Regions from separate parts of the Homo sapiens genome. Here region 2 is linked to region 1. A link is a contact called in ENCODE POLR2A ChIA-PET data. All regions are on one chromosome and are shown on one strand. The core of a region is the stretch at or near the end of the contact, and the rest is flanking DNA. Distances in the headings are between cores, read along the strand shown. Region 1 holds the start of TAF3 (TATA-box binding protein associated factor 3). Region 2 overlaps TAF3 (TATA-box binding protein associated factor 3).

The links. ChIA-PET counts read pairs that join two places held with the same protein, here RNA polymerase II (POLR2A).
Region 2: POLR2A ChIA-PET joins it to region 1 with 10 read pairs in HepG2. The contact joins the enhancer-like site here to the promoter of TAF3 in region 1. POLR2A ChIA-PET finds 5 or more read pairs at or near these places in 4 of 52 experiments (Caco-2, HEK293, HepG2 and 1 more).

Annotation. Positions count from the first base shown.
Region 1 is chr10:7,814,289-7,821,041 of GRCh38, reverse strand. TAF3 (TATA-box binding protein associated factor 3) reads right to left here and starts at 2,537. Exons shown (of 7, transcript NM_031923.4): 1 at 2,167-2,537. The coding sequence starts at 2,332. LOC105376392 (a long non-coding RNA gene) reads left to right here and starts at 2,679. Exons shown (of 3, transcript XR_001747356.1): 1 at 2,679-2,790. RefSeq lists enhancers at 1,825-2,342, 2,471-2,530, 2,343-2,861.
Region 2 is chr10:7,928,345-7,935,542 of GRCh38, reverse strand. All of the region lies in intron 2 of TAF3 (TATA-box binding protein associated factor 3), which reads right to left. Among named protein-coding and RNA genes, the nearest start is that of TAF3, 110 kb to the right of the region's middle. Within about 2 kb of position 3,177, at least 2 of the 41 ENCODE cell types and tissues checked have a DNase peak (open chromatin) inside an H3K27ac peak, as active enhancers do.

The sequences.
Region 1 (6,753 bases), core at 1,288-3,787:
GCAGTAAAGGTAACTATGTATTCAGGAGACATTTTGAATATCTAAAGATACATGGTAGCAAACATAATCTGGACTATGCCTAGCCTAGCCTAGCCTAGCCTATCACTAACGGTATACTCAAGGACCACTGCAGCGGAGGCCAGAGGAAAAAGAAACAAAAGCCAGAAGAGTAGTCAGCTGGTGATGTACTTTCAAGATAAAAATGCACGCATATTACTTTGTGGTTCCACATTCAGATGTATCAGTGAGCTGGGCATGGTGGCTCATGCCTGTAATCCCAGCACTTTGAAATGCTGAGGCAGGAGGATCACTTGAGCCCAGGAGTTTGACACAAGCCTGAGCAATATAACCAGACCACATCTCTACAAAAAATAAAAAGATTAGCCAGGCATGGTGGCGTATCCCTGTAGTCCCAGCTACTTGGAAGGCTGAGGCGGGAGGATCACTTGAGCCCTGAAGTTCGAGGCTATAGAGAGCTAAGATCGCACCACTGCACTCCACGCTCGGCGACAGAGTGAGACCCTGTCTCAAAAGAAGAAGAGTAATAGAAGTATCAGTGAAATCAAGCATTCAAAACATATACATTTTTGGAACTCAATATGTAAAGTCAATAAGTGGCTTTTAGGGTAGTGGTTTATCAGTTCATTCATTTATTCAACAAATATTTCTCAGGTGCCTATTATATAATGGCCCTACAGGTTACAGAATACAAATATAATCAATTTTTCTCCTGGAGAGGGGAAAGAGACATACACAGGTGATTACAAAACAAGATGACAAATAATATAAAAGAAATATGCACAGAATTATGAAAGCAGATAACATGAGTTCCCTAGAGCAAGTGATAAGTGCATCTGAAAATAAAAGTAATACTATTGGTGGGCCACGGGCAAAGGACACTCTAGGTAAGAAACAGCACGCATGTAGGAATGGACAGCTTAAAACATTTTGGAAAAGGCAGGTAGCTCAGCGTGGTCGCAGATTAGCATGGCAGGCTGGCAAAAGGTAAGCAAAATGCTAGCTCACAAAGGGAACTGTGTACTGCTAAGAGTTTCGATTTTTAGCCTGTAACCAACGAAGTATAGTTAAAATGTTTTTAAGAATAATGACAGGATCAGATCTGTGCTATGGACAGATTATTTTGGCAGCCCTGTGGAAGCGGGAACGAAACTTGGGGCCTAAGAAATACAGCGTGTGTCTGTGAGTCTCAATTTTCCAGTATAGGAACCACTTTAACAAAACAAAATATCCTATGAAACACTTCATTCAGTTCTCCAGCTCACCACCTTAAACATCATGACTTGAAACTAAAATGAGTGGTAGTTTCCTCTCCTCAACAAACACACATACAATGCTTCACATCAACAAGATAATGTGGAGCTTCTATTAAAATATTCCATTCCTTCCATTAAATTATTAAATACCACTAGCTATAGATATTACCAGACATTCATTTAAAACTCATAAGTACTGTAGCCCAGATTACCTGGAGAATCTTGTCAACTGCCCACGGTCCCTCTATCCTACTTCGATAGCCACTGACATCTCACTGGTAACCGAGACGTAAGTGAAAGTACATCTAATCAGCGAAACTGACAAAGTCAGCCTTGGAAAAACAGTAAATGGAGATGTCGTTCACGAAACGAACAGATACAGAAAGACGAGGCAGTGTCCCTAACGGAGCAGAGCTGTCAACGAGTCTATGTAGTTAGGAGCCCAGGAATGGCCAGTCTTGTAAGAAACGGCCGGTAGACGGAGCGCCTGTGACAACTAGTTGTAGTAGTTTGCGGGCAAGGGAGAAAAAGGACCGAGGTAAAAGAGGGTGTAGGGCACGCTGGGGGTGGATCTACCCGCAGCAAACAGGAGACAATGAGAGAGATCCAGACACAATTCAGAGCGGAGGAGCGGTAGGAGGGTGTGGAGCTGGGAGCGAAGACCCGACTCCCGGGCTGGTGGCGGGAAGTTAGCGGATAAGGAAGAGGCACCCGAAGGATGACTAGAGTTTGGAGCGGCAGTGGAAGCCCAGGGACGTGGGAGGCCGAGGAAACAGCAGATCTCGAGGCGGGGTGCGGGATGCACACCCCGGGGACGCGGAGGGACAGGGAGAGCGAAGGTGTCACCCTTGACTTGCCGGGGCAGCCCTCCCGCACCCAGCCCGGTACTCACAGAGCTCAGAGTACCGATGGCAGCCCCGGCCCAGCTGCTGCAGATAGCGCTGCAGCACGTCCGTGAGGAGGTGGCAGGCGCTGAGCTGCACCGAGTCCCAGCCCAGCGCCTGGCAGATCTGCGCCACCGAGACCCTCAACAACGACCTGGAGTAACTCTCGCACATCCCGCTGCGTGGACGCCACCGCAGCCCTTGCTGCCACTGCTCTCCAGCCCCGCCGCCAGACCTTAGCAGGGTCCCCGATTCATCCTCTAGGGCTTCCGCGGCGGGGAAAGGGTCCCCCGGACCCCCGGCGACCACCTCAAAGCCCCAGCAGCACGGAGCGCGCCAGCCTGAGAGCCGCCATTTTGGACTCGCTCCGCCTCCCGCTGGACGGCCGCCGGGGCGAGGCAGCATAAGCCGAATGCCGAGCGCGGCGATGAGAAAGCTCCGCCCCTTGGGAGCGGAACGATTCCTCGGGATCGCCTCTGAGGCCTGGAAGCCGGCCGGAAGCGGGCGTGGGGCGCGCAGGTGGAGGAGGCGCCCAGGGCGGCAGGTGCTGGGGCGCTCACCTGGGGGACAGCGGTGACGAAAACGCCAGTGTTTTAGAGGCAAACGAGGGATCTGGGATACGACATTGACAGGTTAGAGAGTTAGCACTAATAACGTTAGTCATATTAGAGAGTTATGTGCTAGAGAGAAGTTTGGGGCGTGGGAACTTACGGAGCTCGCCAAACGCAGACCTGCGCTGGTGTTGCCTCAGCTAAAAATCTGTGTATTGAGCTGCTTGCCACTGCAAAGATTAAATAAAGTCCAAGCTGTTCCGCATGCCCTTCAAAGCCCTTCGCAATAGGGCAGGAACTAGGAGGACTCTGTGCCAAATTAATGGGGGCCTCAAAAAACTCAGTCATCAAGATCGATAATATTTTAACAGTTTTTTTAAAAAAATCCAAATCCATGCCATAAACTCCTGACTCACTCATGTCATTCTAATCCCAGCCCTGGTTCCAATAAAACTTTTTTTTTTTTTTTTTTTTTAAAAAAAACAGGTAAGCTGCCTGTGGGCTATAGTGTGCGATTTGAGCATCGCGGCTGTGACCTATCGGGGGATGGGGACCTCGGCTGCCTACAGAGGCCAAACCGAGCCTTAAACCGGTGTCGCAGGCCGAGTGTCCTGGGAACGGTTGCCTACCCCAGAGCCTTCTCCCAGCTCCATCCAAGTATTGCCAGAAATCGGATTTAGGGATAAATATCTTGATTTTTAAATACAGAATTGGGAACACATCTCAAAAGCCAAACTGATCCCACGGTTAGTCTAGATTCAGCCTGCAGGTCGCCCGATTGTAGTGGCTGAACTATGCGGTTTCTTAAATATGCCCTTCTGTACTTATCACAGTGTATTTAGTTTATGTGCTCCTCCAATAAATTGCGAGTTTATGAGTGGCTCTATATTCCTCCGACAGGGACTATTCCAGAACTTTGAACATGATATTCACATTTTTCAAAGTCTGGGAAACTCAATAATAGAACTGAAATTATGGTTCTTCAGCTAAATGACGATCTGCAGAGAAGCAAGGTACTAAAGGGCAAGGTGCCTGCATTTACTCCCTGGACACTCTGTCCCCAAGTTATCAGGAACATTGTGTTGCTAAATCTATGAGACATTTTTCAGTCCTAGCCGTACTTGATTATTTTGTAGCTATTTGATAATGTTGAACGCTTCTGTAACATTGAAACTCTCTTGCGCCTTGGATTTCACAAATCTGTCCCGCTACCGCCGCCACCCTGGGTGTTTGTTCCTCTTCATTTGCCTTTCTGTGTATAGGGGAGGGGATTTTATTTCGGAAAATTTCAAACCTACAGAAAAGTTGAAACAAAATCATAGACTCACGTGTACACTTCAACTAGATTCACCAATTGTTAACATTTTGCCAATTTACTATATATTTTGTATTTATATATGCACGCAGGTATTTTTTTTCCAGCAGTTTGAAAATAAGCTGCAAACTTCATGACACTTAACCCCACCACACCTCGACATGTATCACCCCAAAACAAGAACATTCCCCCACATAACTATACACAAGACCATATGTCACAGGCTTGGTTCCCCAGGAAGTCAACTCTGAAATAGAGATGAGCCTGCAGAAAGTTCATTGAGGGATCCTCCTGGGACTTGGGGGAAGGAGTGAAAGCCAGGGTGCAGTGAATTCCTTGGCAAGAAAGCCTCAGCCAAGCCAATGCCATAGTGTGCAGAAGCTGGAGTGGCCCTTCAGAGCTTCCCTGAATCCAAACAAGAAGACTGGACCTTTATATTCCCATAGGAACAGGTCACTGCATGAGGGCTACCTGGGAAAGGGTGTGTGCTCTCAGGCAAAGGAACACTGCAGCTGAGTCCATTCAATTCCAAGGACAGCTGAAGTCCTTCAGTCCTGAGGGGGCTCTGAGCAGTGGATTAGAGCATTCATCACAGTTCATCTATTTTACCCTCAGAGACACTTCTTGGTTTGAGGAACAGCTCCTCCAGGATTCTGGAGGGGGCCCTTTCCCTGGGGAAAACATTAAAGAGGAAGGTCAGGAGACAAATTAGAGCCCCGACTGCTGCAGCCAGGCCTCAGCTGATACTCAGTATTCTCCTCCTCAGGCCTACATTTCTCTCACTTCTGGTCTCAGTAGCTTATTTGGTGGCATGATGCAGACCCTCATGTGCAGGTCTGAGCCCCTGGTTTCCAGGCCCTTTTCAGACTGTGGCTGCTGAACTCGTCCTTGTACCATCAGAACTGGGGAAGAGAATACCCAAAATTGGGCAAGAGGCACCCAAACAGACCATGTGGAAACCAAACACTCCACCTTGCCTCCCACTCTGTAATAGGAGCCCATCCCCCTCCTAAAGATGACTCCTCTCTTAGCTGCAGTCTCAGTGGAAGTGCCCAGGCAGCAACTGTAGCTAATGTTTCAGTGGGACTCCTGCTAGGTCCTCTGGTGAAAGCATTCCCCCTTTTGGAAATGGGATCTGTAAACCTGGAGAACCCAGAGTGGCAGGACAGGAAGAACAATTTCCCAGGTGGGTCCCTGGGAGTGATGTAAGTGGAGAAACCCCAGTCTCCACCCTGTGTCATCTACTTATTGGGAACCCAGCATCACAGAAGTCATTGACTTGGTGGGGCACAGTGGCTCATGCCTTTAATCTCAATACTTTGAGAGGCCAAGGCAGGTAGATGGCTTGAGGCCAGGAGTTCAAGACAAGCCCTAGCAGCATAGTGAAACCCCCATCTCTACAAAAAAAAAAAAAAAAAAAAAAAAAAAAAATATATATATATATATATATATATATATATATATATAAAGAAATTAGCCCCAGCTACTCAGGAGGCAGAGGCCAGAAGATAACTTGAGCCCAGGAGTTTGAGGCTACGGCGAGCTATGATCGAGTCACTGCACTCCAGCCTGGGCAACAGTGAGACCCTGTCTCTACAAAAAGAAAAAAGGTTGTTGGCTTAAAGAGTGCACAGCAGCCTAGGGGATCAGGCCCATCCTCAGAAGGTATTGCCTGTGTGCTGGTGCTTTCATTGTGCCTAAAAAAGTCTATTCCATTGCTCTGCCAGGCTGACAGCTTCTGAGTGGTGTGGTGTATGATATGACCCGTGGGTTTCATAGCCTTGTGCCCACTCCCACGTTTCCTTTATTGTAAAATGGGCCCCTTAGGCTGACATAGCGTGATATGGGAACCCAGTGGCTCAAACAAGATGAGCAGGAAAGGCAAATCCATACCCAGAGTATATATCTATTTCTTATCACAATGAATGTTTACCCTCGTTATCACATGGCTGACTAGGAATTGTGGCTCACAGCCTGTGTCCGGCATCATGAGAGAGCATGGTACCACATATTGCTAGCCTGAGAAAAGATCAAAATTCAAAGTGTGGTTTCTACTGAATGCATATTCCATTTGTACCATCGCAAAGTTGAAAATCATAAATTAAACCATCGTTAAGTTGGGGACCGTCTGTGTATGATGACACAGGGTGAGAGAATTAACATAGCTCTAGGACAAGACCAAAATGTATACTGTTGCCTGTTCCAACTGAATAGAAACTATTTCTGATCCTTTCTGTTTGGGATGGAAAAGACAACTTTCACCAGCCAATGACCGCATGCCATATGCTTGAGACAATGTCTATCTGTTCTAGCAAAGACACCACATCTGGCACAGCAACTGCAACCAGGGTTACTACTTGGCTAAGTTTACAACAGTTCACTCTCACCCTTCAAGATGCATCTCATATTTGCAGGAGCCAGACTGTCAGATGAAATGAAAATATAGTGACCCACAGCCTCAGCATCCTTTAGGTCATGATTTCTGCCCACCCCGCCCCAGCTGCAGGGGCAGTTTCAAAGTCATCTCCTCAACCCTCCCATGCCCAAAGTTCTTACCTATGGGCCAAAGAACCAGCGTAGGGGTTGTGCCAACATCCCAGTATGTCTGTTCCAGTGACACATTCAGGAATCAGGGAATTGGCCACTGAGTAGGTCTAAGTGTGAGCTGAGCCTGGGCCAAGACTCCAGGTGCCACTTGGCCTCAGATGCCCCCACTCTGACAAGGGACT
Region 2 (7,198 bases), core at 1,928-4,427, 110 kb before region 1:
GCGCGATCTCGGCTCACTGCAAGCTCCGCCTCCCGGGTTCACGCCATTCTCCTGCCTCAGCCTCCTGAGTAGCTGGGACTACAGGCGCCCGCCACCACGCCAGGCTATTTTTTGTATTTTTAGTCAAGACGGGGTTTCACCATGGTCTCGATCTCCTGACCTCGTGATCTGCCCGCCTCGGCCTCCCAAAGTGCTGAGATTACAGGCATAAGCCACCGCGCCTGGCCGCTTTATTTTTCTTCTATTTATTTATTTATTTATTTATTTAGAAACAGAGTTTTGCTGTTGCCCAGGCTGGAGTGCAGTGGCACGATCTTGGCTCACTGCAACCTCTGCCTCCCAGGTTCAAGCGATTCTCATGTCTCACCCTCCTGAGTAGCTGGGATTACAGGCGCGCACCAGCACGCACAGCTGATTTTTGTATTTTTAATAGAAATGCGGTTTCACCATGTTGGCCAGGCTGGTCTTGAACTCCTGACCTCAAGTGATCCACCGTCCTTGGCCTCCAGAAGTGCTGGCATTACAGGCATGAGCCACTGTGCCCAGCCTCTTCTTAGTATTTATTAATATTTATTGTTTTATGTGTTTTTTCCCCCAGACAAAGCTTCATGACGGTACAGACTTTGGTTTTATTCACTGATGTATTTTCAGCACCTAGAACATGCCTGCCGCATGGGAGGGGCTCAATGAATATTTTTGAAATGAATAGATTAGTTAGTAAACTGATCGCATTTGATGTTTACAACTGCAATTATTACTGCTCTATATCATAGTACTTTTAAATATTAAAGGAAGGGAGGTGGGGTGCAGTGGCTCACACCTGTAATCCCAGCACTTTGGGAGGCCAAGACAGGTGGATCACTTGAGGTCAGGAGTTCAAGACCAGTCTGGCCAACACGGTGAAACTCCGTCCCTACTAAAAATACAAAAATTAGCCAGGCGTGGTGGCGGGTGCTTGTAATCCCAGCTACTTGGGAGGCTGAGGCAGGAGAATCGCTTGAACTTGGAAAGCAAAGGTTGCAATGAGCTGAGATCGTGCCACTGCACTCCAGCCTGGGTGACAGAACAAGACTCTGTCTCAAATAAATAAATAAATAAATAAATAACAGTAAGATAAAAGAATGGAAGGACATTAAGATTTTTATATAAGGACGGAATGCCTACCACATTTCATTGAATCTAAGATGTCATCAATTATAAGACACACTTATTTTACGTGCCATTAACGAAAAAACTCCTGCCAATTAAATTCTGACAATGCATTTTTATCACTTAGGGATTTTATTTTAGACTAACTGAACACTTACTTAGATTTTCTTAATAGATCGCTCATCCATACATTTAAAAAAAAGTGAAGTAAGTTGGTTAAGGTAGTCCTAAAAGTTCTTTCCTTTCAGTTTCTAATTCTTCCGAATGATTTTTCAACCTTGAGTTGTCAGAATTCATGCCTTGCCTCACAGTATCAATCTCTACGCTATCGAGAGTGTTAGAAAGGTGGCATTTTGTGCTCAATGAGCATCTCTGGGATTTTCCTACAAGCCATTGACACTCATTCTGCAGGTTTCGGTGCATGTGTGCAGGCGGTGACGACCATGTCATGACAGCTGCCAGGCAGTGACTGTGAGATGCATCTGGATTTCAGAAATGCTAAAATCGGGGGGAAAACGTGCATCTTTGAATCCATAAAACATGTTTTCTTCTCCAATATTATAATAGCCAAAGAACAGGCTTAAGATGATTTCCATAATTTCATAGTCTATATATTGTACATTCTTTTTCTGTATGGGCTTTTTTCTTTTGTTCCCTGCCCCTTTGAGAATTGAGGATTACAGCAGAAAGAATCATCACTAGAGACCTATGAAAGACAGCACTGATGTGTATATGTGCATGTGCAAACGTTGAGGACATTTTCACTATCACTTCACCACTGTGAATACTGTCCTACTTTTCTTTCTACTTGGATTTGGGGAGGAGGGAAAGACAGGATGAGAAGGAGAGACAGGAAACCCAGCACAGAAACTCCCTTGAAGATGTTATCACAACTGAAACAGTCACCTTCAGTCACACATCTGCTGTCCAATAGCCCAAGTGAAGTGTCACCAATGGTTGCATCAGAGCTCGTCGTGCAGCCTTTGGCTCCACACTGGATATTTCCCTTCCTCAGGTGGGTGCCATGCATGAAGCTACTGCTCTGGGGAGATGCAGAGTGAGCAAGATGTGATCTAACTCTTTCCACTATGTGCCTCTGATCTGGAATTTAATTCATGTAAACACTTGTATGTTCAGTGAGCTGACATTTTAAAAAGCAAAATGCCATAGCGTTTGCATTCCTACAGTGAATTTCTATGTACATGTTAACTGTTTCAATAACATGAAATATAAAGGTAATCTTGAAGAGAATATAATACCTACTTATTTCAAAGTAGCCAGGTATTTTTTTTTTTGTTTGCTTTATCTTATCCCCCCTTCTTTTAAGGCAGTAGGCTATTATATCCAACTATAAGGATTTAGGCAGAATTGGGTTTCCTTCTAGTCTTGCTCATTTAATATTAAGTGGAACACAGGCTGGGCACAGAGGTTCACGCCTGTAACCCTAGCACTTTGGGAGGCCAAGGCGGGAGGATCACTCGAGCCCAGGAGTTCAAGACCAGGCTGGGCAATATATTGAGATCCCCGTCCACACAAAAAAATTTAAGAATTAGCTCGGTGTGGTAGTGCATATCTGTATTACCAGCTACTCTAGGGGCTGAGGTGGGAGGACTGCTTCAGCCTGAGAGGTCGAGGCTGTAGTCAGCCACGACTGTGCCACTGCACTCTAGCCTGGATGACAGAGCAAGACCCTCTCTCCAAAAAAAAAAAAAAAAAAAAAAAAATTAAGTGGAACATAAATCAACGTCAGCTACACACTTGTATTTTGGACTAAGAATGGGGTTAACACAACTGATCTTTACATTGGGAGTACTTCAAGTTAGAGAATACAGGAATGCTTTGTTTTGACTGGTGATTCTGGTTACTCATTTAAAACATGACCCCAGACTCATAATCAATCTCTCTCCTCCCTCTCTCACACCCTGCTTCTCTTTCTCTCAGTCTGTCTCTTGACCTTTGGATATTTGCTGTAAAAAACACTGAATCAGTACTTCCGGCATGTGTGCTATCTGCTGGAACACTAGCTAGTTGAGATGCCATTCCCTCTCTGTGGTGGACTGTACACACAGTATTCCATGAGATTTTTGTGTTTTCCAAGAAGCGGGGAAAAGAGAATTATCTGCCCAGGTGAAAACTGACACTACCCTTTAGTGCACAGGTCATTCCTTATAATATTTTAAATAGGATCAATTGTCACACTGACTGATAGAGGTAGCATGTTCACCTCCTTTTACTTTTTAAAACAGTGACTATACTCCCAGTATTGAATATGCTCCGAGTTAAATTTCTAAGACTCAGTTTTTCCAAGAAGTAACTAAAACATAAATCCATAGGGGATCTCTGCATTTCTGTATCTCTATATAGGGTGGTATAATAATTTGCTTGAATAAAAGTAATTATAGGAAAATATATTCTGGTTGCGTATCTCTAGCACTTTGTACTCCTCAAGACCCAGTACATTTCTATTATTTCATCTGCCACATTACATTGTAATGAATTCATTTCTGTTTTTGTCTTATCCATGAGGCCAAAGACAACAAAACAATACTTTGAGCAGGTAGGAACTGTCAGTCATTTGTATATCTAGTCCTTTACATATAGTTAACTGCCCAGAAATGTTTGTGGATTAAATGAAATAAGCACTCAGTATTAATACTTGTTGCCTGATTGACTACCCAGAACTAATTTACGTAATAAAATTGCAGAACATACAATGAGATTTGAAAACATAACATGGGCTTTTTATCTAAGAAATCCATTTAAGACTCTTCAAGGTATAATTACCATTTTCTTGCTTTTAGAACCTTCATGAAAATCTGTGGTCTGTTTATTTTACAGTTTCATTATGTCAGAAGTGTAGAATATTGAGAATCTGTCCCTGTGGTCTACCAGACTTAAATGATGGGCTGAAATTCCCCGAGATGCAATGTCACAATTAACAAGAATTTCAAGTATCCATGGAAAATCTATCGCAGGGGAAAATAGTAAGGGGACTCTGTCATAATGAATTTCAGGGTCAGCAGGAAAATAAATATGGCATAGTGGTTAGGAACAGAGTTTCTTGGGGTTCAAGGACCAAGTTTGCCATTGATCAGCAGTAGCACACACAGAAGTTACCTGACTTCACGGTGACTTCATTCATCATCAGTAAAATGAAGATAATAACAAAACTGACTCTGAGTTATTATGAGGGGTGAATTAAATGAGATAATGTGATACATATTAAACACTCGATGCATTTTGACTACCATGCAGGTGGATTAATCAAGTATAATATCTAAATAAAGCAAAAATTAAAAACACCAGGCAATGTTACTATTATTATAGTATTAGATGCTTTTACTGGCATCAGATGGCAACAGACTTCACTGGTACTGTAGAGTCAAATTAAGTTCTTCTTGTTCTATTTATAGTGTGCAGCACAGATTTGGTAGAAACAATTCTGGAAAGACAAACTTGTGGGACTTATAAAGATCCTTTTCCTTCTAGAGATAGTAACATCTTATAGGTGCTACAAAAATATAAGCCCTTATATTTTTATATACAAAAGTATAAAAAATATATATTATAGATAGCAATATCCTCTGCTACTTTTGTAGTGATAACAGAAAAAAAAATGGATACCAGTATCGAGTATATCTATAGAACTGCTGACTATAAATTAATCAAAATTATTTTCTCACCTGGATTCTATTTCTTAGGGAATACATGACCTACTCTGATCAAATGGCGCTTAAAAATATTGATGACTGTACTCAGGTACTTTTCCCTTAGTGTCCAACATAAAATAAATTTGACTGCCAGCTACTATATAGAATTAAGTTCCCATTAACTAAACAAAAAGAAGCAATTGTACTGTAGTTTAATGCACTCCTTATAGCTTTAGAAAGGCACTGAACATATACATTTACCTTTTGTTCCAGAAGATTGTGTTAGAGGAGCAGAAAAATCAATTTGTACTCCCTACTCTAGAAATAGGGCTGTACGAGTCTATATACTAAATGGTCTGACATTTAGCATTACTCACTAATAACCTATTCATGGATGATTAAGAATTTGTTATATATAATTCAAGTAAGTATTTCTCTTTTTCCTCCCTTTCTACCCACCCACCTCTTACCTACATATGTATCTTGCTTATGTAACTGCTGGCCTTTTAGGATTTCTCTTAGGCTGTATCTTTTTGTTTGTTTGTTTTGAGAGGGTGCTACTCTGTTGCCAGGTTGGAGCGCAGTACCACAATCACGGTTCACTGCAGTCTTGACTTCCCTGGGCTCAAGTGATCCTCCCGCCTCAGGCTCCTAAGTAGCTGAGACCACAGGTGTGTGCCACCCCACTTTGCTATTTTGTTTTTGGTAGGGTCAGGGCCTCCCTATCGTGCCCAGGCTGGTCTTGAAGTCCTGGGCTCAAACAATCCTTCCACCTTGGCCTCCCAAAGTGCTGGAATTATAGGTGTGAGCCACCACGCCTGGCCCTAGCCTGTATCTTGAATACTTATACAGACATGTAATTTCTTACTTGGACCTACTCTTACTGTTCTCTTTTCTTGTCATGCCTGGACATTTTTTTTTTCCATCTTACCACTTTAGAACCACTGTAAAATTAAAGCCTAGATCTAAAATGAGCAGAAAGAGTACTCCATATTCTTATTTATTGGTAATGTTGATTAAATAATGTAACCTTATTATATTTTATACAGATAAGCAATGTGAACATTAAAAAATATATAGGGCCAGGCACGGTGGCTCACACGTGCAATCCCAGCACTTTGGGATGTTGAGGTGAGTAGGTCACTTGAGTCCAGGAGTTTGTCTATAAAATCACAAAAATTAGCCGGGTGTGGTGGCACACGCCTGTAGTCTCAGCTAACCTGGAGGCTGAGACAGGAAGATCACTTGAAGCCAGGAGATGGAGGCTGCAGTGAGCCAAGATCAGGAGCACTCCAGCCTAGTTGACAAAGCCAGACCCTATCTCAAAAAACAAACAAAAACAAAAACATCCATAATCCTACCATCCAGAGGTACTACTTCCTTGTATGTATCTTACTTCACACAATCATTCCTTAACTGTAAAGAACTGAATTGATAATGGTAGTCTATTAATAGATTTTAGAAGACTATTACCAAAAAAAAAACAACAAAAAAAATAAACTACTTCTCTCAATTAACACAAATGAAGAGATTTTCATAATTCTAGTTATAGTATAACTATAGTACAGTATAGTTGAAGACCTGTCTTTGTATAAAACATTTTCTAATATTTAGAAATTAAATCCTTCTAAGTGGATAGAGAACAGTCTGGAAGGCAAAAACCTCCCTTAAAAACCAAACCTAAAATACTGTTATTACATTAAATTCAAGTTTCTGCTAATTTTGCTTTGCAACAAAAGAATAAATATTCTCTTCAAGACTCCAGTTCTAACAGTAGGGGCAAATGCAGAACACTTAAAAAAAATTCTTCTGTGGAGATGAAAATTTTGACATAAGCACAATGCTTTCAACTACACAGTGTAACCTACTTTATAATATGCCTACTTCTCCAGAGGTCAGTCTTCAAGAAGTCTCGGTATTTCAGAATATAGCTCTCTGAACCTGAAAACAAAAGCTGCTAAATGACAGCTACAAGTCCACTGCATTACTTGATAAGAGAAAGGGCCCCAGTCTTAGGCCATTACCTAGATCATCGTGAGTAGAATGACAGACAACCCCAGAAGGAATAGAAAAACCATTACAACATTCATCCTTATCTGTTCTAAATCGCCAACACAACAGTTCATGGTTATTAACACAAGGGCAATCCTACAAGCTTCACTGGCCCACCTAGGAATTACAGTAATTATTATTGATAATGACACCCTTGAGTCAACAGGCAAAATATGTTTGAAATACTCTAGTTAGGAAATTCATAAAAACTATGACACAATTTGAAGATTTCCATAAATGCATTAAAATGGCATTTTTTGACACAAAAGGTAAAACTACATGAAAAACACATTTATGTGGCCCACTCAGTTACCTAAAGGTGCAGGATTAAGGTAATTCCGCTATAG